Linked DNA regions of Mus musculus: regions 2, 3, 4 and 5 are each linked to region 1. The links are chromatin loops, found by intact Hi-C in ENCODE. Cell type or tissue: heart. All regions are shown on one strand. Region 1 holds the start of Cherp (calcium homeostasis endoplasmic reticulum protein). Region 2 holds the start of Ap1m1 (adaptor-related protein complex AP-1, mu subunit 1). Region 3 overlaps Rab8a (RAB8A, member RAS oncogene family). Region 4 holds the start of Med26 (mediator complex subunit 26). Region 5 holds the start of Sin3b (transcriptional regulator, SIN3B (yeast)).

Region 1 (5,000 bases):
CCTCTCTCACTTCCATTGCTTTAAACCAGGATACTTGGGTGTCCCTACTGAGGGACTGAGAGGTGCCGTTGGAATTCGTCAAAAGACCCTCACTCACAAAGACCACAGAGACTGCCATCGCTGCAAACCGCATGAGGATTTTTATTGATCCAACATGTTGGGGACCCCCGCCCCCTTCTCAGCACGTAGGCCAGTGGAGAGACCCAGAACAAAGAACACACTTTTTATACCTTTGTAAGGGGCAGATTTAGGCAACAGGGTAGCTGGCTTATTCTAATTGGTGTAACAACCTTTTCAGGCATTGGTTGGTTTGCATAGTGACTAAGTAACCCTTTGGCCTAGCCCCTCACTCTGCCTGCCCTTGTTTTTCAGCAAAGCAACAGTATGTTTTGAACTTATGGGTTAGCTATTAACGTCACAAGTATTAACTCACAGCCATTAACATCAGGGGAAATTTCAGCAAGGTCAGGGTGGTGTGTGGTCTTTCTCAGAATTCAGTGTGGGGTGGGGTAGGGGAATTTCTTTGAGAACTGCTAATGTTGTTTTGGCAGCTGCAGGCTTAGTCATTTTGACCACTAAAACTATATAATTTGGAAGTCCCTTCAGAGGAGAAGGGGCTAGGTGGTCTTGAACTTATTTTGGATTCTACAGTGCTCAGTGTCCCACACTGTCAAGGAGAGAAAGGCTGAGTAAGCTGGAACAGGACAGAACTATGGAGAGCTTGGGTCTGCTGAAGGGACCTGGGTGGAGGTATAGGAGAGGATTAGTTTTATCAGTAAGTTAGTTTGGCCCAGAACCCTGGTCAAAGCACAGTGCTCAGTAGATACAGGCTTGAGCTAGAGTTGTAACCCAGGAAAGCATGGTCTATTAGCTGAGGCAGCCTGGGTACTAACAGAATTTACAGCCTGGGCTCTGTCAGGAAAGAAGGCAACTATGTTCTGAAAGGAGATCCCATTCCATCAGCAAGAACCTTCTGAGCCGGGCGTGGTGGTGCACGCCTTTAATCCCAGCACTTGGGAGGCAGAGGCAGGCGGATTTCTGAGTTCCAGGCCAGCCTGGTCTACAGAGTGATATTTAGGACAGCCAGGGCTATACAGAGAAACCCTGTCTCGAAAAAAAAGAAAGGAAGGAAGGAAGGAAGGAAGGAAGGAAGGAAGGAAGGAAGGAAGGAAGAAAGAAAGAAAGAAAGAAAGAAAGAAAAAAGAATCTTCTGGAACTATCTCAGGTGAGCATGAGGGAGACAGTCCGGGCAGATACAGACTTCTATTTACTGTGAGCCACACAGAGTCCCTACAAGGTCACAATAGTCTTTGGGGATTGCAGGCCTGTGCTGCTGTTGTCTGGTTTTTACACTGAATTCTTGGACCTGAACTCAGGTGGTCCTGCTCCCATGACAAGCACATCACCATTGAGCTATCTCTGCAGCTCCAAGAGTAGGACATTATAAAGGGGCTTCACAGCAGGCAAGACAGGAGTTACAGGAAGGGCATAGGGATCAGGATACCTGCTAGGCTCAACTTCCTCCTTCCTCCTCATATAATCGTGGTGTGGTGCTTCCAGCAGTAAGAATATCCAATTAGGAAAAGTCGGAGACCCTGGCATAACAGGCTCAAAGGATCACTAAGGGCTTAGTGGCCAGCACAAACTCAGAAAGTAAATCATGCCAGTGCTGTAGATCCTGTGCCTGCTTCCAGCTTCTTTAGGCCCTGAAGTCACGTACACAAACCCACCTGACACATAATTAAACCTTTGTTTTCGAGACAGGGTTTCTCTGTATAGTCCTGGCTATCCTGAAACTCTTTGTAGACCAAATTGGTTTTGAACTTGAGATCTGTCTGCCACTGCCTCCCAAGTGTTGAGACTAAAGGCGTGCGCTACCATGCCCGGCAAAATATAAATCTTTTTTTCTTTCTAAAGGTCGATGGTATATCTCAGTGATTGCCTAACATGCAGCCAGTCCTGTCTTCCATCCCCAGTATCCTGTAACCCTGGTGTGGTGGTGGCACACGCCTGTCATCTCAGTACTTAAGAGCTAAGAGGAGGATCGGGAGTGCAAGATTATCTAAGGCTGTGTGGGGAGTTAGAGATCAGCTTGGGCTCTATGAGACCTAATATTCAAAAACCAGGAGTAAGTAATAATATAAATAAACAGAAGGGATGGGGTGTTGACGCAGCTTCCGCTTCTCCTTCCATAGAACGTCTATAGTCGCTTCAGAAGAGATGTCTTTGCTCCACGTCGGTCTGATGTGATGTTGTGGAGCCCCAATGCTCAAAATTCTTACCCAGAAGGAGCATATCGGAACAGGAGCCGAGTGAGGTGTGATTCGCCAAAACCATCACCTGCCGATCCCGCCTTCTGGATGGCGTAAAAGGATGTGAAAGACGCAGAGGCCTGGGAGTGCACGCGTTCGCAAGAACGCAGCAGAAACCCAGAGTACCGCCGGCGCAGCTTCTCACGCTCCAGCGCGTCGGGGAACAGCGGCCGGGCCGCCGCATGCGCAAAGAGGCTCACGCGCATGCGTCTCACTAGGCCATCCTTCTCTGGAGTCCTCACGCAGTCCCTTCCCGCCCTCCTCCGGTCTTCACTTCCGGTGTTTCCCAGCGACAGCCGTAAATGGCGCGCGAAGCGGCCCGCGAGGCCGTCGTAAACGTCGCCCTTCGCGCCACTTCCGGCCGGCTTCTGTGGCCGGTGCTGGTAAGCGATCGTGAGGCGGCGGAGGACGTTGCCAGTGGCTGCAGCCATGGAGATGCCGATGCCGCCAGATGGTGAGGCCGGTCCCTGAGCTGAGGTCGTTGGGTTCTTCTCGTGTGCCCCCGCCGGCCAGCCGTGCCTCCTCGCGTTGCCGGGCCAGTGACGGAGCGCGCTGCGGCCTCGCCGCTCCTCCCTCGGCCTCTCCGTGGTTCCCCGCATTCCTGGCGCGCGCTTGGCCCTAGTCAGGACCCGTACACCACCGCCTTGCAGTGGCCCGCCCCAGAGGACCCCGGCCTGGTCCCCGGGTCAGGCTGCCCCCACTGACGCCTTTTCCTCTGTTTTGCAGATCAGGAGCTTCGAAATGTCATCGATAAGCTCGCTCAGTTTGTGGCTCGCAACGGACCCGAGTTCGAGAAAATGACGATGGAGAAGCAGAAGGACAACCCTAAGTTCTCGTTTCTGTTTGGAGGCGAGTTCTACAGTTACTACAAGTGCAAGCTGGCACTGGAGCAGCAACAGCGTGAGTTCCCCTCAGGCCCTCAGCCGCCTCGGGGTTCAATGCGGGCCCCGCCGCAGCCAATTTCTTTAGAGTTGCAAGTTTCCTCTGCAGAGCAGAGCAGCCGTTCTTCTGTCCTACCCGGAGCCCTGTACCAAGATAGACTGCTGGATCTGTGTGTCATAAGGAGAGACTATCATATATTCTCTATCCAGGCTTTTGGGTCGGGAGTGGTCCCTGGGTGGTCTTTGCAGAGGCAATTGCGGATCTGCAGGAAGGTGGGAACTGTGCAAACTGTGCAGCCTTTCTGCAGGCTGAGACCATAGCTTTCTGCATTTCAGGTGCATAGATCAAAAAGCTTTCCCTTTAGTTTTTGCAACGTTTTTCTTTTCCTTTTTTTTTTTTTTTTTTTTTTGCTTTCGAGATAGGGTTTCTCTGTGTAGTCCTGACTGTTCTAGAGCTAGTTTTGTAAACTAGATTTAAACATCAAGAAAAATATGATTAAAAATAATAGAAATAATAAAAAGTTTAGAGCCAGGGATGATGGGACCACCGCTTTAATCTCAACACTTAGAAGGCAAAGGCAGGTCGATCTCTGTGAGTTTGTGGCCAACTGATTGTACAAGTTCCAGTACAGGCAAGACTACATAGACTGCCTAAAAAAAAAAAAAAAAAAAAACAAAAGAAAAAGGAAAATGAGTGAAGAAGCACAGCTGGTCTTTAAGGGCCTCACACCATATCCCAGGTTGGCCTGGCAGTATGTTATCCAGCCTAGCTTCCAGTTCAAAGCAGCCTTCCTGCATCAGCTTTTCAGCATACCCAAGCTTTGAATAGTAACAGCAGATTTTATGGTTTCTGAGAGCAGAACTCACATCTGTCATATCTAGGGTAGCTCTCTAGTCTCTGAATAAACTGTGGAAATAAGTGTCTGGACTTGCAAAGCCAATGAGTAGTCAGAGTGATAGTGGCTGAGCTACAGTCCTCTTTGATGCCAAACATACTTGGTTATACTCCAGCAATGTATTGTAGGTGGTTGATAGAAAGCTTGTAGGGCAGGCAGACTTGAGCCCATGGAGCACAGGGACTTGAAGAAGGTATGTATTCAGAGAGGAGACATCACACATGTGAACTGAGGGGTTTTTCATATGCCAAGGAGGGGTAGGACTAGAGTCTATTGATCATAAGGTTTTGGTTCCTATTCAGTTGTGGTAGAGGTTGACATCACCATCAGAGTGTCTGTGTCCTCATGCGTGTTTAGAGAGGTCATTCCTTAGCCCCAGAGCACCAAGTTCATAGCCATCCTAAAGCTGATGGCGGTTGAAACAGATTCCAGCAGTGTGTTCTAGTGGACAGACTGGAATTAGGAAAGGTGGTGATCATGAACATGGAAGTGGGAGAGGTCGAAGGTAGAGCCATTGAGGATGGGTAAGGGATGGTAAGTGAAAGGAGTTTAGACCGTGCCTTATTATATATCCCTATACAGGAAGCCTGTGCCCACCCCTGTACAGTCACTTGTTTAGGCTTTCAACTTAAAACCATACCTGGGGGTGGGTGGGTATGGGGGACTTTTGGTATAGCATTGGAAATGTAAATGAGCTAAATACCTAATAAAAAATGAAAAAAAAAAACATACCTGGAAATGGAGAATACATGTAAGCTTTGGCACATTAGGGATTGGGAGACAAGAGGACATTCTGCCAGCCATAGCACAGTAGAATGAATATATTGGACATGACAGGGACAAGGCAGGCTGAGGGTGGTGGGTGGTGGAAGTCAAGAGAGATTGGGTTTAGACACAAGGGAGATACGCAG
Region 2 (5,000 bases), 240 kb after region 1:
GCATGGAGAGAGGAAGGCGGGAAAGCAATACTTCTGTACTCCAAATCTAGAGTCACCAGAGCCACAGACAGCATCCAAGTGTTCTTGGAGGACCTCCTATTTGCCAAAAGTAGCCACATGGAATCCCTTGGTAATGAGAGGCTCAGTGTGGCATGTTGTCATGAGGCTGGTTTGATTTTAGAAGGAGGCAGGAAACTACAGCTTTCTAGAGACAGGTCTGACCACATCCCAACCTGGGGACTCCTGCCTGGAACTGCAGTGGCCCTGGAGCTTCCTCCCATTGCATCCCCAAAGTCCCAGCACCAGTCTATGGGCTGACTTACACCCGGCATGCCAACTGGGACATCTGTCACCTTCTCAGAACCACATCAGGTGCCTGCTCTGCTTGGATGTCTTTCATAACCTTCTCTAAATGCCAAACAGAAGGCAAATAGCTATTCAGTTGCTGGTCCAAGTGTTCTGCTAGGTCAAGAGGCCTGTGGAGCCCAAATACTATGCTCTGTTGACCTTGCTAGGGCCAGGCTTGTCTCACATCTATACTCAATAACTCAGATAAGGCTCTTCAGATCCATTAGGAAAGCAAGGCTCAGACTGCCCAAGGTGCTGAGCCAAGGTGCTTGTCTATGATCATACAGCTCAGCTGCGGAGATTGGCTGAATCCACATGTAAATATGGCTCTACAGCTTCAGCCCAGGATGGGTACTTGCTTGTGCCAATGAGATGTTTGCTAAAGGAACAAGCAAGCCACGACAGGCAGCCCACTGTACCTCTAGGCCAGGTTGGAAGGCAGAGCATATGTCATGAGACCTAGGGAACACTGCCCCTACCCAGCTTCCCAGAAGGCTGTGGAGGAGGCCCAGGTCTGGAACTCACCAGTTGTCGATCTTGGGTGACATACAAGGCAGGTACACACTCAAGGGACTAAGGAAAACGTGGAGGGTGGGGCTCTTCTAAGCTCTAGCTCTTCCATGTAGACTGGACATCAATGTTCTTTCACTGCTAAATGTTGGACTTGTTTACTGTGGCTGGACCTGTTCTGGTAGCTTCCAAACATAAGAGGCTGGCCACTTGCCTTCCACTCTGACAGCCTGAGGTAGAGCGACAGACAGTGCCTTTCTTAAGGCTAAATGTGCCTTCCTGGAAGAGGCTTTTGCATAGAGTACACTGTGGCTGCCTGACAGAGAGCTTGTTGTTCTAGGCTCTATCCTCAGCACCACAAAACCATCCATTATGCTAGGGAGACAGCTCAGTCTGTATTTTCCAAATATCCGACCTGAACTCTATACCCAAATCCCAGGTAACAGCCAGGTGCTTACCAGGTGGTGGTGGCAAATACCTTAATCCCAGCACCTGGGAGGCAGAGGCAGGTCAGTCTCTAAATTCAAGGCCAGCCTGGTCTACAGAGTGAGTTCCAGGACAGCCAGAGCTACACAGAGAAAACTTGTCTCATAAAACCAAGAGAGGGAAAAAGTCAGATTCTGCTGGGAAGTACAGACAGGCAGATCCATGCGTTTTAACGGTTCAGGCAGCCTAGCTCAATCAGTCTAGTGACCCGAGTTCGATAACAAGAGCCCATGTAAGAGTAGCAGGGGTCTCCTTCCTCCACACACCCGCAGAAACACACAAATGAAGATTTCTTTCTCAGATAACGCTGGGCAAGATGCCAGGGTCCTGTTTCTGTGCAGGGCCTTCATGTCTCAGCAGTCTTTGTTATTCCCAGTCAGGATAGCTCTCCCTGATTCTTCAGTTGCAGCTGCTAGTCCATTATGAAGACATGGCCCCAATAGGTATTCATCTATTTCTGTTTTTTCCAAGTGACTAAGTTGAGCTATGACAGATTAGGCTAACCCACGGTGGCCCTGGGCTTAGCACCTGCCTGGCGAGGATGCTTCCAGGCCGCTACTTCCCAGTAATCAGTGTGACTCTAGGCACTGTTTCCCCCTCTAAAACCACACTTTTGTTTGTTTTTGTTTTTCGAGGCAGGGTTTCTCTGTATAGCCCTGTCTGTCCTGGAACTCACTTTGTAGACCAGGCTGGCCTCGAACTCAGAAATCCGCCTGACTGCCTCCCGAGTGCTGGGATTAAAGGCGTGCGCCACCACGCCCTTCTTAAAACCACACTTTTATCATCCGCTTCTCTTAATGTCATAGGAAGCTCAGTGGCTCTAGGGAACGCTGAAGCCTGTGGAGCGAGGGACCGACCTAAGGCCATAGTTCCCGCCACGCCTCTGGCCAAGGGTCGCACGGTCCCCGGGGCGCAGGGTCCTGCTACAGGAGTTCGCAGGAGAAGCTAGAGTCCGGTACCCAGGCGAACAAAAAGGGAAAGGGGCAAAGCGGACAGTTACCTAGCAACCGCAGCCCACCAAGTTGGCTAGCAATGGGGCGGGACTCGCGGAAAGACCACCGCCCATTTCCTAGTAACTTGGTAGGGCTGGCAAGTGAGGCTGCCCCGCCTGCCTGACGCCCTAGCTGGGCTGGTCGGCCAGTTGCCTAGCAACAGGGTGGGTCCTGACAGGGCGAGGGCCCGTTGGTTGCCTGGCAACGCGGAGGGTGGCGAACCCTTCAGTACCTTGCCCTTCAGATCCAGTACGTAGACGGCGCTGGCGGACATGGCGGCTTTGGAAGGTCTCGGCAGTAGCCGAGGGCGGCGGCAACGGCAGGAACTGCGGGCGTTCAGCAAGGCCCGGCGCGCCCCGAGACACTTCCCCTCCACTTCCGGTCCATGAAGCAGCGCGTGGACCGTTATGTCCGGTCTGAAGGGAGCCGCAAGTGCGCAGGCGCGTAACTGAGTGCAAGCGCAGTAGGAACTTTTTGGCAGTATTTTTCACCCATAGCTCAAACGGGCCGGAAGTCAGGGGGCGTGGCCTTCCTGAAGAGCGGGGCCTGGAGGACCAGGGCGGGGCAGCTTTGTCATTACTCCTTGTACCTGAAGGACTAGCTGTGGAATGAAGGTGGACGCTTCCAAGCCTGTTGCTGTGAGAAGACGCTGAAAGCGGAACCGATTTGGAGTTGAGCCTTTTTTTTTCTTTTTCTTTTTTTGTTTTTTCGAGACAGCCTTGCTTTCTGCAGAAGTCAAGTAAACTAATATCCCGTCACTGACTGTGACTCGCCGTTAGGTGGCGCTTAAAGGAAGTCAGTCTCCCAATGGCAATCCAGCCTTATCAGCAATCACTTGTCACTGTCAACCTCTCAACTGACTGGGCTTCACCCGTCTTGCCCCAGTGAACCCAGGGTAGCACGTGTGTAACTTAGCCTGTGCCTAATTCACAGTAAGGCTGAGCCGGGCGTGGTAGCTAGCGCACGCCTTTAATCCCAGCACTCTGGAAGCAGAGACAGGCGGATTTCTGAGTTCGAGGCCAGCTTGGTCTACAAAGTGAATTCCAGGACAGCCAGGACTATACAGAGAAACCCTGTCTCAAAAAAACAAAACCAAAGTAAGGCTGATTAAATTTTAATTCTGCCATTCTTCTTTTTTCGAGACAGGGTTTCTCTGTATAGTCCTGGCTGTCCTGGAACTCACTTTGTAGACCAGGCTGGCCTTGAACTCAGAAATAAACCTGCCTCTGCTTCCCAAGTGCTGGGATTAAAGGCGTGCGCCACCACCGCCCGGCAAATTCTGCCATTCTTAACCACCTTTCTGCCACCGAGAGATCAAAGGAGCCCATCAACACTCCTCCCCGCCCCAAGGGCTTTTTTTTGTTTTTTACTTTGTGTGGTTTTTTACTTGTGTGACACATAGTGAAAGATTCCCGAAGGGAGACCCTTACTCAGACACTTAAGTCCCGGGACAGCCGCGTACCCAAGAAGACACTGAGACCATACATAAAATGTAGAAGGTAAGATTTAATAAAGCAGCGACATGAAAGCACACAGACCAGAGCTCTGGGGTCGAAATAAAGCAGCAACATGAAAGCACACAGAGCTCTGGGGTCGAAACTCATACACCTTAGCACAGGGTAGAGGAGTCTCGACAGTCAGCCAAAATTTTTCACAGGCTTATATAGTAAAACTCAAAGGGGGAGAACTGGGCAGGAAAAGTACAAGTTTACATCACTAGGGAGTTCTGCCAAAGGAATCTAGGTAACTAAGGAGTCATGTCCTATCAAGGAATCTACGTCAGGAGGCCTTTATCTCAAAAATGTTCTTGGAACAGTTTTTTCGAACTTTAGGGTGAGGAGTTTTGGGGTGAAAAGTTTAGGAGTGTTCCGAGAACAATCTCTAGATGGGAGGGGGTGGGCTCCGAGGTAAAAAATTCATGTTCTTACAAGAGGCCAGTAATTTTTCATTCTTCATTCCCCACTTCTTCTTGTAAGTAATTCTAATCTTAGAATTTCAGAAGTCTATATCTCTATGTGGAGAATACTGCATTTACTCTATCTTTAACATGGGAACAACAACAGAATAAGGCAGATTAGTAAACAGAACTAGGCAGGGACCCTTCTAGTGAGGCTTGAGGGTCTCAGCATGACGCAGGTGTACGCAGATCAGATCTCTGGCTGGAACTGGTAAGATGTCCTTGGGGTACCCAGCTTGTTCACTGTAGCCAGTTGTGATCAGACTTCTTTCTGCACCACCTGTAAGCCTTATAACTTAGTATACAGATCATTATTATAACAACATAGGTTTAAACACATTATTTAAGACAGTGATGGGCATAGGAGCCCCATAAAGGATCTTAAAAAGAGTAAAACCGAATCAAGAGGGAGTATTCTCAGTTCTAAATAGGGCAAGGGGAAGGAGTACCAAGTAAGTCTGTGCCAGTCTCTAGGATTAATTTTGTCAAGGTCTGTTTAGAGTTTTATTCAGTATTTCTATCTGTCCTGAGTTCTGAGGTCTGTACACATAATACAATTTTTATTTGACCTCTAAATACTTGGCCACACCCTGACTTACCTGGGCAACAAGGACAGGACCATTATCTGACACTATTGCTTTTGGCACTCCGAACCTTGGAAAATTTTTAATAATCTTCTTGATGACTATCTGAGCAGTCTCAGTTTT
Region 3 (5,000 bases), 300 kb after region 1:
TCTGTGCCTATGAGGCAGGGGACGGATAGGCCTGACTGGCAGATGACATAGGAAAAACAGCAAAATTCTAACTCTCTCCATCTCTGAAGGTGGAAAAGATCAGACGGTTACTAAAAAATAATCAATTTCTCAATCGAGTCCGGGCAGCCGTGTCCAAACATCAGAGGTGGAGGCTGGCCCGGGGCAGGCACAGTCAGCTGGGCTGAGCACAGGCTCAGAATGGGCAGAGACCTTGTCCTCACAGGAGACTGCACCGGAAGAAGCTGGTCCTCTTCTGCTGCTCCACTGTGATCTTGACTCCATGGCTGCTCCCCTGCGGGCTGTTCCCTTCCTGAAGTCACAAGTTTGCCTTGTTACTTACTGTGGCTTGTCAGCTCTACCTACTACCCACAAACAGCTGTCAAATGGTCTGTCCATAACTGTCCAACTAATCACTCCACCATCCATTACCCTAGATCCAATCACCCACTAGCCATCCATCCATCTATTTGTCCCCCTGATGTTCAACCATTCCCTGCTAACTTACTGTCCATCTACTCATCGAATCTCTATCTTCTGAATCACTACCCACCCCCTATCCAATCCCCCACCTACCCATTATCACCCTTCCCACTCCCCTATGATCGATCACATCCACTCAAACTCTTGCAGTCATTCACCCTCAAAATCTGCCACTCTCTTCCAAAAGCATCCCACTGTCTCCTGACCGTTCATTCACCTTCCACGGCCCCCAGGCTGCTTTCATCTGCTTCTCACCATCCCCCAGGCCGTTACTCTTTCTTTTTTCCTCCCCACCAACACCCAGACACCTCCTTCCACACTCTTCTGTTTCTTGCTGCCACTGGGCAATGACCTGAGGACCCTGATGCTGGTCAAGTGCTCTATCATTAGCCACATCCTCCAGCGATACAATCATCTTGTTTTCTCCTCTGCTCCTCCTTCCTCCCTACCTTTTCCCCATCTACTCACCTATCTATGCTAAACACCCCTATCGTCTATCATGGAGGCATAGAGTTTTCTGCCTCTTGTGCTCCAGTGGTGCAGAGGTCCACCTGTTGCTAGCAACACAGGAGCTAAACGCTAGTCCTTTTCTTACAAAGAAGGTTTTTAAAAATTAGATTTACGGGCTGGTGAGATGGCTCAGTGGGTAAGAGCACCCGACTGCTCTTCCGAAGGTCCGGAGTTCAAATCCCAGCAACCACATGGTGGCTCACAACCATCCGTAATGAGATCTGACTCCCTCTTCTGGAGTGTCTGAAGACAGCTACAGTGTACCTACATATAATAATAAATAAATAAATCTTTAAAAAAAAATTAGATTTACTTATTTTTGTGCGTGTGTGTGAGCTCGTTTCTTCCAGTATAGGTCTGCTATCAAACGAAGCTCTGAGTTGTGTGCTGTACTGCCTGCCTGGTACATAGGTTGTACAGGGAATGCTGCCGTTTAGATGTAAGCATGAAGAGATGCCACGAGTCCACCTTGTGCCTCACTGGTGGCTCAGAGCCCAGTTGAACGTGTGGGGCAGGCTGTATTTCACGCATTCTGTTGGGTGATCACACTTCAAAGAGCCTCAGGAGCCGGGCGGTGGTGGCACACGCCTTTAATCCCAGCACTTGGGAGGCAGTGACAGGTGGATTTCTGAGTTCGAGGCCAGCCTAGTTTACAAAGTGAGTTCCAGGACAGCCAGGGCTATACAGAGAAACCCTGTCTCAAAGGAAAAAAAAAAAGAGCCTCAGGACTAACCATTGTTCTCTGATCTCTAGTAACACAGGTAGGTCTGGGGAGGGTAAGAGCTTAGGGGACAGGGTCACATTGTATTCCTAGTGTCCCCAGGCTTCAGTGACATGTTAAGCTCAGTCAGGAAAGCTTTGCCTTCTTTTCTCAGCAATGGCCTGCTAGGCTTGAAAGGGTCGCAGTGATGGCTCAGTCTGAGGTTGACCCCCAGCAGACATCAGCCAGGTGTGGAGGCTGGATAGCTCACAAGTTGGAGCACCAGTGGCTTTTGCAGAGGACCTGGGCTTGATTTCCAGCACCCATGAGGTACAGCTTACAACTATCTGTGACTTCAGCTACAGGGATCCCATGCCTCTGAGGTACCAGCATACATGTGTCCTCCCTGCCCCAAAAGGGAGACTCTAAATAAAAACAAATAAACAAACAAACAAACAGATAAATAAATAAATAAGCGTTGAAGAGCTGTTTAGAGCACTGGCTGCTTTTCCAGAGGACCTGGGTTCAATTCCCAGAATGACATGGTAGTTCCTATCTGTACCTCTGTTCCTATCAGTCTCTCTGGCCTCTGAGTGCACTAATCATGCATTTGGTGCAGACATTCATGCAGGCAAAACATTCATACTATGAAAAAGCCAATAAGATAATACTGTAAAAAAACTGAACAAAGACCAAGCCAGGGTGGTGGTACTTATAATCCCAGTGTCAGGGTAGGAGAGACAGAAGGGCCCGAGGTTCACTGTCCAATCAGAGATCTTGTCTCAAAAGCTAAGGTGGGAACTGAATGAAGAGCACACTGACACTGACTTCTGGCTGCCATTTGCGCATGTACACACATGCAGACTGACACACACACACACACACACACACACACACTCTCACTAGGATGGCAGGTCTGGGCAGTGATGTGCTGTCCCAGTCAAGGGTGGCTGCATCCTACAGAACCCCACATGGAGGAAGGACTTGGACTCACCAATTTTTTGTCCATTTTTGCTTTGATATCCCTGGCAAGAGTGAAAAATGCCTGTGGAAAGAACAGGCCGTCAGCACCCTCTAGTGGTGGGAAGTTATTGGCTAGAGGGAAGGGAGGTCTGCCTCCTGTCCCCAGTCAGGCTCCCATCTGTCACCCCCTGTAGAGCACCTTGGAACAAAGGCCTTCCCCCAAACCAACAATCCTGTGAATGCGAGCAGGCATTATTCTCAGTTGGCCCTTGATGACATGAGGCTCATAGACCATGTGATTTGCCCAAAGGTATTGCGTGGTTAACTGGTTCAGAAGGGTCTGGAAGGATTATCTATCCATGGCTATGTTCTGTCCATGCCAATTCCTTTTTTTAATTTTAATTTTAGAGAGTCTAGGTTAGCCTTAGACATCTGTAGCTGAACATGACCTTAAATCTCCTGTTTCTTCTGCCTCCACCTCCAAAGTACTGGGACAACAGGCATCACTATCAAGCCTGGTTCCTCCTCTCTTTAAAGAACAGCTACAAATTCCAGTTTGCAAATGACTGCTGTCCCATGGAGGGGACAATCTGAGGTAGGTTGGATTTAGCATCTCCATGCAGTGTTGGAGACCTGGAAAGTGGGGCCAGGGGAGAGTGCATGGAGATGGGCTGGCCTGGACAGGGGAACAAGAATCTGATGGCAGGAAAGGAGTGTAGCAAAGGCTGGGGAGGGCAGGCCCAAGTGGCTTATGGGAGGAGTAGGAGTGAAGGGAATTGAACAGGACAAAGGCCTTGGCCACCGTCCTCTGGGTACTTTGTGGAGTGATGTGAGCGATTTAGCCCCCGCCCCCAGTCTTGATGTGTAGCCCAGGCTGGTCTCAGCAATCCTGCCTCAGCCTCCTGAGTGCTGAGATTACAGGTAGCTCTGCAGGTCTGTTTTTGAGTGTCACTAGGGCTGTGTGAGAAAAGCTGAGGGCCAGGTGCCAGGCTGGCACTGCCTTGGGGACAACATAAGGATGAGGGCACAGCACTGGGACCTGGATCCTCACTGGGGATGTGAATTAATAGTGTGGCTGAGAGGAACACAGCTGGGTGTAGGTAGTGGGTACTAGGTACTGGAATCTGAGCTTTGATTTCCCTCATTTGCTGAGCTAGTGAGACTGTGTCTTGAGTGCCTGACAGAGGGCATCCTGAGCCAGAGGCCAATCCCTCTGGATACTCCAGGCTGAATCTCCCAAAGGAAAGCCCCTCCAGCCCTGGAGCACTGATCCCACAAGCCCATGGCTCCCTGCAGGATCTGACTGGACTCACATTCTCCACATTGATGTTGGCCTTTGCACTGGTCTCCATGAACTTGATCCCATAGTCGAGTGCCAGCTGTAATGAAGGCGACACATGAACACAGTGTGGACTCCCATTGTTTCCTAAGGAATGGAAACTGGGATGGGCTGCTACCATACTCAAGCTAAGGGTGTTACCTTCACTGTGTGATGGTACTGCACACCACGTGGGGAGGGTGCAGAGGAGAGGAATGTGGCATAGCCTAAGCCAGCTCTGTTCCCTGCTGTGATGCCAGCTGTGCCTGGCCTTGCTTGGTTCTGGTGACAAGATAAGAGTTCACTGCCAAGCTCTCATTGCTAGCCACGAGGAAGCTCTGTCTTGCCTAGGGTTATCACCTCACAAGGATCTCTCTATCTCAGGCAAGTCAGGATGGCAAAAAGACTAGGAAGAAGCACCCAAGCTGAAAACGATCACGAGGGCAACACCTACCTTTTCTCCCCGTTCCTTGGACACCTGTCTCTTGTCATTCACATCACACTTATTCCCCAGTATCATCTTCTCCACGTCTGCAGAGGCATGCTGAGAAGAGGGCAGATCAGGGTCAACGTGGAGGGCAGGGTGTGGACTGCTTGGTGGCTGGCAGCTCATGTCCCTAGTGGTTGAACACTTCTTGACTGTGCAAATGGCTTGCACAGATCATGGTCACTAGGCTCCAGAGGCATGACTCCCAGAGCAGATGCTCAGAGACCTTATCCACGCCCTCTAGAGCAGTTCCATGTTAGCTTGTGAGCCATCCCATGCACACACCATGCTACATCTGGGTTCCATGATCTGGGTTCTAGGAATTGAACTGAGTATATCAGGCTTGCTGGCAAGTGCCTTTATCCACTGAACAACTTGCCAGCTTAAGTCCCAATGCCGGCTTGGATCTTTCAACTTTCTCTTCTCTATACATTCTAGAAACAAGGCTGTGCCTAGAACAGGCAAGACTTCCTGCTAAGTTCTTGCTGAACACCCAGGCTTGGCTCAGCTCTGACTGCTCT
Region 4 (5,000 bases), 73 kb before region 1:
CTGTACAACACAAACAGTTATATATATATATATATATATACACACACACACACACACAAACAATCAAACTTAGGTAAATGAACAAGTAGAATAAAGTTGTGTGCATAGGACTCCACAATATTGTAGTCATGCACTCTGAAGGCAGAGGAAGGTGGATCTCTATGAGTTTGAGGTCGGCCTGGTCTATAAAATGAGTTTCAGGTCAGCCAGCCAGAACTACACAAAGAAACCCTTTTTTTTTTTAAATTAATTTATTTATTATATGTAAGTACACTGTAGCTGTCTTCAGACACTCCAGAAGAGGGAGTCAGATCTCATTACGAATGATTGTGAACCACCATGTGGTTGCTGGGATTTGAACTCTGGACCTTTGGAAGAGCAGTCAGGTGCTCTTACCCACTGAGCCATCTCACCAGCCCAAGAAACCCTTTCTTGAAAAAACAAAACAAGAAAATGGGTTGGAGAGATGGCTCAGCCATTATGAATGCTTGCTGCTCGTCCAGAGTTCAATTCCCCATACCTATATGATGACCTTGAACTCAAGAGATCCTCCTGTTTCTACCTCTTTGAGTGCTGAGATTAAAGGCTAGGCATAGAAAATGCAATCAGAAGCACCAGGTATGATGGTGGGTGGTACATGCCCTATAATTCTAGCGCTTGAGGAGGTGGAGGCAACATGAAGAGCTCAAGGCCAGGCCTGTGAGACAATGCAGCAGTTAAGAGCACTGTTCTCAAAGAAGGACCAGGATTCAATTCGCAGTATGTACTCACAACTCCATGTAATTCTAGTTCTAGGGATCTGACAACTACTTCTGGCCTCTGTAGACACCAGGCACATATAGGTGCATATATACTACAGGCAAAACATTAATATCAAATTTAGAGACAGGGTCTCTCTACATATGGCTGTCTATCCTGGAACTCACTATGTAAACTAGACTGGATTCACGGAGATCCTCCTGCCTCCCCTTGAGTACCACCATACCAGGCAAATAAAATAAAAAATAAAGAAAAGAAAAAGGTTCAAGGCCAGCCTAGGCTACATGTGGTCTCAAAACCTGGGGAGGAATCTAAAATAGCAAGGTCAGCAGGTACATTGAATGCTGTCCAAGATGTTTTCATGACTTGATCCATGCAAAACTAATTGCCTGCTTAATTTATAGCTTGTTTTGAAAAAAAAAAAAAAGGCATACTATACCACTGAATAAACAAGATAGCAGGTCTGCAGGGTAGGATGATGCACTTAATTCCAGCTCTTGGGCAGCAGAACTCAGGCGGATATCTGTGAGTTTGAGGCTAGCCTGGTCTCCACAGTGAGTTTCAAACTAGTCAGAATTGCATAGTGAGATCCAGGCCAGCCAGGGCTTTGTAGTGAGAGCCTGTATAAGGGGAGAAAAATAAAAATCAACTATTAGATAATAATAAAAGACAGAAGATTGGCATAAATGTAATGCACCAGGAGACACTGGAAGGAATAAAATGTTTGAGACCAGCTCAGGCTTCATAAACTCTGCCAAAAAACACCAAACTAAGAGCCAATGTTGATGGAGGACCTTGTTTATTTTGCTTATCTGGTGAGATTAAGTGTATCTTCAAAATGGGCTGCTTTCCAACTTGGAACCTGAGCTCCAAACACATGCCAGGAAGAGAGTGTATTTGAGAAGTATTTGTTCGTGTTCATTCTATTGGTGTAATGCAAAGCCTTCTGTCATGTGCAGAATCAAGAAACCAGCCATGATAAATTTATTTTCTGGGTGGGTGGGAGAAAAGGGCAGGGTCTTACTTACGTAGTCCTTGCTAATCTGGAACTCACTGTGCAGACCAAGCTGGCCTGGAACTCCAGTGAGCCTCCTGCCTCCCAAGCGTTGGAATTAAATGCCTGGTTCCTCACCTCCCCCAGTACCCCCCCCCCGAAGTATGACAAATTTAAAATTAACAGGTGTTGAGCAGCTCTCAGAAGTACATGTGGTTTTCATTACCTGTTTCCCTTCCGTTTCATGTCTGGATTTTTAAGGTTACAACACTACACGAAGTTATTTCTCCCGAGGCCACTTTCGTATAGTGCACTAAACTCGGAGCCCGCCCTCCATCTGTCCAGTTGTAGGGGTCACCGAAGGACGGAGGACCGCAGCCTTTATACTTGACTTCCTTCGTTTCTTGGTTTGACTTAAAACTCCAGGTGACCTTGGTGCTTCCCTTCCTCCCCCGTGAGGCGTTCCTGTTTTCCATCACCTGAGATGCAAAGGCGGGGTCGCTCCGTCCCCTCGGAACGCCAAGGGGAAGATGCTGGGCGACGGTTCCGCATCCTGCTGTTCAGACACAGGCTGGCCACCTCCAGCCCCCCCCGCCCCCCCCCCGCCTCTAGGAAGGCGACAAAAGCGGTGCTTCCTCTTGAGTTCCAGCCCCGCACGGATGCAGACCCGAGGTGTCAGCGTCGCGCAGGCCTTGCAGACTTGCGTCCTCTGCAGAGGTGGCAGCTCCCAGACGTGACCTTAGGTCCCCGCAGCACGCGGGTCACATGGGGACACGCACTGCCCTGCAGACCCGCGCCTGGGGCCTCTGCAGCGGAGAAGGCTGTGCGGAGCTCCTCCGAGCTCCTCGAGGCACGAGTCTAAACGCAGGGAACCGCTGCCTTCCTCAGATTACCTATGGCCGCTCCAATCCTCTGGTTTCTAAACGCAGGAGGCCCTCATCCGGGGGAGGGTCTTTCCATTCCGCAACCCCAAAGCAGTCAGAAGATAGAGTCGGTGTTCCAGGACTTGAAGGGTGCGCTTCCGTTAGGAAGCCCATCCCTCCAGTCCCGAGTGGGCGTGGCCTTCAGATAGCGTCCGTTGCCACGCCCAACTGCCTCCCAACGGCCCTCTGTGTCGGACCTCGGAACCAGGCGGCAGGACCTGCTAATTGCGCCTGCGCGCGCGTGCGCACAATCAATAGGAGGGGCTCACGAGCCGGACCCTCCCAAACCCGGCGTCTCCACCCGCCCCATCTCCCAACCTCCTCAGCGTGGCGCCGACGCTGCGTGCGGCGCGGGTTACCCAGAGTGCTCAGCGCGGGGGGCAGCTCACTGGAGTTTGGTTCTCGAGGCGGCGGCGGCGGTGGTGGCGGAGGCTCCTCCGTCGGCTCCTCCTCCTCGCTCGGCGGTGGCGGCGGTGGTCCGGGGCCTGAGCTCCGGTCCCCTCCGCTTCCCTCCGTCCTCGCCATCTCCCCGAGCGCCTTGACCTCCTCCGGCGCCGCGGGGAACATGCGGCTCCGTTCCCGGAGGCCGGCGAGTGACTGACCCGCGTTCCCCCTCCTCAGCCTGCCCGCCCGCCGGCCCGGCCGCTCCCCCCCGCTTCGCCCAGGCAATGACAGCGGCTCCGGCGTCTCCGCAGCAGATGAGGGACCGGCTGCTACAGGCCATCGACTCCCAGAGCAACGTAAGTGACTGCCTCGCGATCGGGGACCGAGGCCGCATGTGTCGAGACCCTCCCCCTCCGACGCGCCCCCGGCTAGGGGCTCTCTCCAGGCGGTGATCTGCCCGCCACAGCCACTGCCATCTCGGTCTCTCTTTCTCCTGGGTCCGGGGACCGCAGGCAAGGCGGATTGCCCGGCAGCTGAGGGTACCTGAGGCCGAGGCTTCACGCGGCCTGGACTGAGGGAGCGTTTGGAGCTTTGATCAGAGCTAGTTCTTCTCCGTTGTCCCAGCCCGACCGCCCTTGGTGGTCCCCACCGTGCCTCCTTGCCTCACCTCAACCCTGGGAACTGAGAACCCCCCGGGAAGGTCTCCCTGCCGGGGGCAAGGTGGGAAGCAACTAGTGTCTCCGCGATGACTAGAGTAGCCCGCGTCTCCGGAGTCTTGGCCTTTACTCCCCTTCGGTCTCCTGGCTGAACCTCCTTCTTGGCTAGGAGGGAACCCTAGGCCCGTTCTGCCCCCAGTCTGTCTACCTGTGATGCCTGGAGAGTCTCCTCTTTTTTCTGATAGTGGACAAACCTTTCCTGGGGTCTTTCTAGAAAAGACGACCCTGCAGAGAGTGGGATCCTTCCTGTCATCTTTCTTGGCCTAAATGCTCCATTGCGCATCTGACCAGAAGCTAAAGCATGGGATTTTGGTACTGAGTTACTGCCCGTCATAGTTGATTGTTCTCTTATTCCTACCTTCCGGTCCTCTTTCCATCTCTCTCTTGCCCCTCCTGAGGTGCTTTGGGCCCTAGCCTGTCAAGATTTAATTGTAAGGGGTTACTTTATGTCACACTTTCCTCTGCTAAGAGTCCTGTGAGCAGAGGGACATCTTTTTCTTCCTGTGTGAGCATAGACTAATTTCACCTGTTCTTGTATTTTTCCCAAAGGTTTGTTGGCAGTGTAGGGGGCGGGTATCCTTGTTGCTGTTAGGAGCAGGGCCATGGGAAGATGCACAGGCATTCAGATATGAGGTGTTTGCTGGGAGACCAGGAAGTGGCCTTTGAGATCACTTTTTAATATGCTCGGGATGGAAGAAAAATCATCTTGGGCTTGGACAGGTAACCGAGGTTTGAGTCTTTTGAGTTCCCTTGACTATGCTTGACCAGTTACTCTTAGCAATGTACAATGTACACTGTATTGTGGTGTGTTCAGAATAATTCACATTGTTTGTGTGGTCTTGGTAGAAATAGAGGTGCTCTAGTTTCTATGAGATCTGCTTGCTGGATCCAAAATTATTTTCTTCTTGGTCTTTAAGATCACCTTGATAGTAATTTAGTAAATACTGTAGACATTTTCTCGAGGTAGAATAGGGACAGGCTAGATAAAAATCTTCTAGAAAGCCTTTTTAAATTTTTTTCTTTTTTCTTTTTTTGGTTTAAGGTTTTGTTGGGTTTTTTGTTGTTGTTTTGTTTGCCAGTGATTGGTATTACTGACTGTAATCACATGATTGATATATTAGGATATTAAAAGGTAAAAACAAGAGATAGGAAAACATAGCCTTGATGGCTTTTGCATCTTTGCTGAAGCCATAGTGTACACAGTATAATTTTTTGATGTTGTTT
Region 5 (5,000 bases), 250 kb before region 1:
GACTCTCGAGGTCCACATCACTCAAGCGAAGCCTACCTGGCTGCTCAGCGGCGACTGGATGTTCAGCTTGCCGTTCTTGGGAATGTCTATACGGTATCCAAGCGGAAGGAAAGCATTAAACCCCACGATGAGGTCAGGGTGCTCATGGAAGAGCTGGGACACACGCCTGATCACACCAGGAGTGTCGATGCTGGAAAAAAGAAACACAAGTGGGCAAGAGTCCTAAGAGTGAACTCCCCCAGATGCCCTCGAGATCACCTCAGCCCAGGCTTAGTTGACGGCGAAGACTCTGAAAATGGGCCCCACCATGTTGTTTTGTTTGTTCCCTTAGAGACAGGGTTTCTCTGTATAGCCCTGATGACCTCCATATGCTTGCCTCTGCCTGAGATTAAAGGTATGCACCACTATGCCCAACTGAACAAATGGGCCCCACCATGTAAAATCACCTGTGGCTAGGTCTAGCAAGAACTATAACTAGACATAACTATATACATGATAGTTTTGTGTGTGTGTGTGTGTGTGATGTATATAACACACTACATAACTATATTTCCAGGCCATTTGAGCTCCTGGGCCCAATTCTGAAGATGTCTCAAGAGTTAGGTGCTGGGCTGAGACTCAACAGGACACAGTTCTCCAAGCAATGTGAGAAATTCCCTCATATTTTATGAATTAGGGAAAGGTAAGGATACACTTTCATTTTTTTACTAAAGGAAGTGTTTAAACACCAGAGCCTTCAAGTTAGGGGACTGGTAAAGTTGAAATGACATGAGGGTCTTCTTCTGGCTTCAGTACCCTGAATATCCACAAGAAACCAGCCCAGGCCGTCTACACTTCCTGAGAGCAGACAGGCAGGTCAGTACCAAGATCTGTGGGAAGCGGTCTGACTGACAGCCTGGGTTCTAGCTCCACCCACCTGTCACTAGGATGAGTCCCTTACCTAAACCAAGCCACACCTCCCAGAAGATTCTAGAAGACACGGACATTAACTCAGAAACAACCCAATACGCCTAACTGCTCTGTGTCTACAAAACAGTTCCTGTTCATACCACACTGGTTCCAGATTAGTAAGTGCTATTGAAAAGCATCGTAGGGACAAGAGCTAAGAGATCATAAGTAATATTTTCCTGCAGTATTAACAAAAAATGCTTCCCCAAACAATCAAAATCTGTACCCCATTTATTTTCTGTATTTGGGCATGTACCACAGATCTCAAGGGCAGGTCAACAACTTGTAGGAGTTAATTCTCATCTCTCTAGGGCTGAAACTCGGGTGGTCAGGCTTGGTGGCTGGCACTGCTACCCTCTGGGACATCTTACCCACCCCCAAATCAACATTTTAAATAAAGACTACACCCAACACTCCCTGTTCAGGCCTCGATTCCCCAATTCCTTCACCCCTTCCAGGAATCCCATCAGTTCCTCAGAACCACCTCATCTTGCGACTGTTTTAGAAGAGATTCCCAGGGCCCTCCAATCCTGTGCATGATTAACAGCTGAGGAGACACAGTGTAGTTGGTTTGGGGGTTAGAGGGCTCAGCCCCCAGCTCCTGGGTGTACAAGGCCCTGCAGATTACCTCTGGCTTTTGAACTCCTTCATGATCTCCAGGAAGCCGTTGTAGGTGGCAGGGTCACTGCCAAAGCGGATCTTCACCTGGTCGAGGTAGGTGAGAGCGTCCTCCACCTGTGGGGAACAAGAAGGCCAGAGGTGGGCCAGGGTCGCGCGATGCAGTGACTGATGGCTGGAAGGCCAGGGATAGAAGAGGGGTGGCACGGGGCAGCAGAGGGCCGCGAGGATAACTGCGGTGTTACTGGGAGGGCCGACGTCCGACTAGAAGGACCGAGAGCCTGCGGGTAGGACCAAGAGCCTGCGGGTAGTCCCGAGAGCCTGCGGGTAGTCCCGAGGGGCCTCGAGGAGTTCCGGGTTGGACCGAGGACCGGCGGGGACGACCGAAGGGTCTCGAGGAGGACGCGAAATCCCTTGGAAGACCGAGGGGCGTAAAAGGGAAACTACGGGCCAACTAGGAGGATCGAAGGTTTTCGGGGTGCACCGAAGGGTCCCGGGGATGACAGGGATCGCAGGAATGACTGAGAGATGTCGAGAAAGACCTCTGTATCTCTGAGAAGTCCGAGGAGCGGCGGAAATGAATTGTTAGGGGGAAACCGAGGGGCTGCCGCGAAGACCGAAGGATTCCGCGGAAGGGGTGTGGGGTCCCCGGGCCCGGCTGCGCAGAGAGGAGGCCAAGGCGGGGCCGCACGGCGGGGCGCCATCCCCGCGGGGGTCCGAGTCCCCAGGAAGAGGCTAAGGACATCACTCACGTGCACCGGCAGCTTCTCGTGCCCTCCGGAGCCCGAACGACCCCAGCGGGAGCCACCGAATCCCCGGCCCGCGGAGCCTCCGCTGCCTGCATGCGCCATGTTGGAAGTCAGAGCCGCTTCTGCCCCGCCTCCGCCTGAGCCCTGGTCGCGCTTGCGCGGGCCCCGCCTCCTAGGGGGTGGAGACTCGTGGCGTCAAATAGGGGAGTGTCCACATAAGGGCCTTGCTGGACGGGGCGGGAGGTCTTTCTCAACTTATGTGCCCTGGGGGTCTGTGGCCACCTGGAAGGCCTAAAGTGTTTTTTGATTTGTTTTGTTGGAGGGAAAGAAAGTAAAGCAAAGTTGAAGAATATTTCAAAACGCATTAATTCTATAAACTTCACATTTCAGTGTGCAGGCTCGCTTGTGATCTCAGTACCGGGGAGTCTGAGAGGAGACCACTGAGAGGTCTAACCTAAACTGGGGTACATAGTTAAGACTGCATCTCTAGGGGCTGGAGAGATGGCTCAACGCTCAACGGTAAGAGCACCGACTGCTCTTCCGAAGGTCCTTAGTTCAAATCCCAGCAAATACATGGTGGCTCACAACCACTCGTAATGAGATCTGACGCCTTCTTCTGGTGCATCTGAAGACAGCTACAGTTTACTTATTTATAATCATAAGTAAGTCTTTGGGCAGGAGCGAGCAGGGTTGGCAGGAGCGAGCAGAGGTCCTAAAATTCAATTCCCAGCAGTCACATGAAGGCTCACAACCTTCACTGTAGTGTACTCAAATACATTAAATAAATAAAACTTAAAAAAAAAAAAAGAAAAAAGACTGCATCTTTAAAAAAAAAAATGACAGTTAGGTGTTGACCTTGTCTCAAAAAGAGAGAGAGGGAAAACAAGCTTAGATGTCTGTGTTGACCCAAGACCTCAATAGTGATATTTGCAAGGCTCTGGTGCTTTCTGGAACAAGTTTCTGAATGTCTATTCTGTGAGGTTGATACAGCAATGGGCTGTAGGTGAGCAGCATCCATTCAAGAGCCATGTGGACTGAATTCTTGCACTGGGTGTGTATGTGTGTGTGTGCACGTGTGTGTACATATGTGTAGGTAAACTCACTCCTGTGTGTGTGTGTGTGTGTGTGTGTGTGTGTGTGTGTGTACAGAGACCAGAGATGGGCACAATCTTTTATCACCCAGCCCTTGTGTTTTGGGGGCAGCATCTCTTACTGAACCTGTAGCTCATTGTCTTCACTTGATACAGTGGCCATGGGTCCACCTGTCTCCACAGTAGTGCTGGGGTCACAGCCCCTAGTCTGGATCCTCCTGCTTGCTTAGAGCAAGCTCTTTACCCATTAACTCCTCTCAGAGTGACATTCCTTGATTCCGTTCACAAATGTGTGCAAACCTGGATCATGGGACCTCTGCTTCCAGGCTGACCTATCCTCCGTTCCAAACACCTACATAGTGGCTCACAACTGCTTGTAACTCCAATTTCAGGAGATCTGGCACCTTCACTGACCTCTGTAGACACTAGGCACATGTGGTACACATGTGATACATGCCAATTGAATATCCATATATTCATAAAACAACTTTTAAATTTAAACAAGGTGGAAATCAGAAGAGGAAACTACTTGATGTGGACCTCTGGCCCCCACATGCTTCCATACACACATGCATCCCTATGTGCACATGATAACATAAGGACCTAATCAGCTCTCACCCCTTAGCTTCCTCCCTGCTGCCAGTGCCCTCCACGCTGTGAGGATGTGCTCCCAGCACATGCCAGCCAAATCCAAACTCCAGCAATCACCGGGCATGTCAAAAGTAATGGGGCTTTATACACATACTTATGACCCCAGAAGAGGTGGTTTTCTGGCAGGCATGGTGGCCAGCAATGAAGCAGTAGTGACAGAATCCTAGAGCAAGGTGGCAAGCCAAGATGACTACATTGGCCAGGTTAAGCGACTGCAATGTTAGTTTTGAGTCATTTGGAAAGAGGGAACCTCAACCAAGAAAATGCCTCCATCTAGCTGGCCTGTGGGCAAGTCTGTGGGGGATTTTTCTTAATTGATGGTTGATGTGGAAAGCTCCAGCCCACTGTGGGTTCTGACTATCCTGGGCTGCTGGTCCTGCTGAGTTTAAGAAATCAGGCTGAGCAAGCCAAGGGGAGCAAGCCACTAAGCAGCACCCTCCATAGCTGGAGCAAAACACACACACCCATGCTGCCTCCTGTCATAGTGTTTCATCGAAGCAATGGAAACCCAAGGACATCAGGAGACCCTGAGGTATGTAAGGTAAAAAGTGGTCAAGGTAGACACCTAAGGCTAACCTGTGGCCATCAAGTGAATATACACATGTATGTATATGGTCCCATGTACATGAGACTAAACATACAGACAAGAGAGACAGAGAGACAGACAGAGACAGACAGAGACAGAGAAGCTGGCTATGGTGATGCCCACCTGCATCCCAGTACTCTGGAAGTGAGACTGGAGGATCATTAGTTTGAGGCCTGCCTGGGCTACAGAGACACCATCTCCAAGCTATAGCCCCAACAAAAAGGAAGGAGAGTATACCAGGTAGGCCTGGCCTCAGAATACTGACAAAAGGGTTAGTCTTCTGGTCAGTGACAGAGCACCAGGCCTACTGGCTATCTCCCAGAGACAAGCAAGTCCCTGGGAATTGAGGTCTGGCCT

The links. Peaks named below come from ENCODE experiments on the same cell type or tissue, not always from the same donor. Only the 100,000 strongest peaks of a DNase experiment are listed, where the experiment ranks them.
Region 2: a loop joins it to region 1, with 2.3 times the contacts of the local background. A loop is called at or near these places in 2 of 42 quality-filtered maps.
Region 3: it touches region 1 in a loop (2.5-fold over the local background); 2 of 42 quality-filtered maps call a loop at or near these places.
Region 4: a loop joins it to region 1, with 1.9 times the contacts of the local background. A loop is called at or near these places in 3 of 42 quality-filtered maps.
Region 5: a loop joins it to region 1, with 2.3 times the contacts of the local background. A loop is called at or near these places in 3 of 42 quality-filtered maps.

Annotation. Positions count from the first base shown.
Region 1 is chr8:72,472,824-72,477,823 of GRCm38, reverse strand. Cherp (calcium homeostasis endoplasmic reticulum protein) reads left to right here and starts at 2,591. Exons shown (of 18, transcript NM_138585.3): 1 at 2,591-2,766; 2 at 3,039-3,212. The coding sequence starts at 2,742. In heart, no CTCF peak of the experiment used is centred here; a DNase peak (open chromatin) is centred at 2,613; H3K4me3 peaks cover 2,432 bases; H3K27ac peaks cover 2,173 bases.
Region 2 is chr8:72,237,812-72,242,811 of GRCm38, reverse strand. It overlaps Ap1m1 (adaptor-related protein complex AP-1, mu subunit 1), which reads right to left and starts at 2,794. Exons shown (of 12, transcript NM_007456.5): 1 at 2,569-2,794. The coding sequence starts at 2,610. It overlaps Gm51536 (a long non-coding RNA gene), which reads right to left and starts at 867. Exons shown (of 2, transcript XR_003947404.1): 1 at 324-867. In heart, CTCF peaks have their summits at 2,890 and 3,091; DNase peaks (open chromatin) are centred at 401, 2,761 and 3,171; H3K4me3 peaks cover 2,166 bases; H3K27ac peaks cover 1,687 bases.
Region 3 is chr8:72,175,376-72,180,375 of GRCm38, reverse strand. Rab8a (RAB8A, member RAS oncogene family) reads right to left here. Exons shown (of 8, transcript NM_023126.2): 5 at 4,447-4,536; 6 at 3,988-4,053; 7 at 2,706-2,756; 8 at 1-331. The coding sequence ends at 239. Among named protein-coding and RNA genes, the nearest start is that of Hsh2d, 12 kb to the left of the region's middle. In heart, a CTCF peak has its summit at 2,800 (motif pointing left); a DNase peak (open chromatin) is centred at 2,795.
Region 4 is chr8:72,546,311-72,551,310 of GRCm38, reverse strand. Med26 (mediator complex subunit 26) reads left to right here and starts at 3,001. Exons shown (of 3, transcript NM_027485.4): 1 at 3,001-3,416. The coding sequence starts at 3,345. In heart, no CTCF peak of the experiment used is centred here; DNase peaks (open chromatin) are centred at 2,910 and 3,780; H3K4me3 peaks cover 3,557 bases; H3K27ac peaks cover 2,903 bases.
Region 5 is chr8:72,720,727-72,725,726 of GRCm38, reverse strand. Sin3b (transcriptional regulator, SIN3B (yeast)) reads right to left here and starts at 2,457. Exons shown (of 19, transcript NM_009188.4): 1 at 2,319-2,457; 2 at 1,577-1,683; 3 at 37-190. The coding sequence starts at 2,417. In heart, no CTCF peak of the experiment used is centred here; a DNase peak (open chromatin) is centred at 2,486; H3K4me3 peaks cover 1,710 bases; H3K27ac peaks cover 1,149 bases.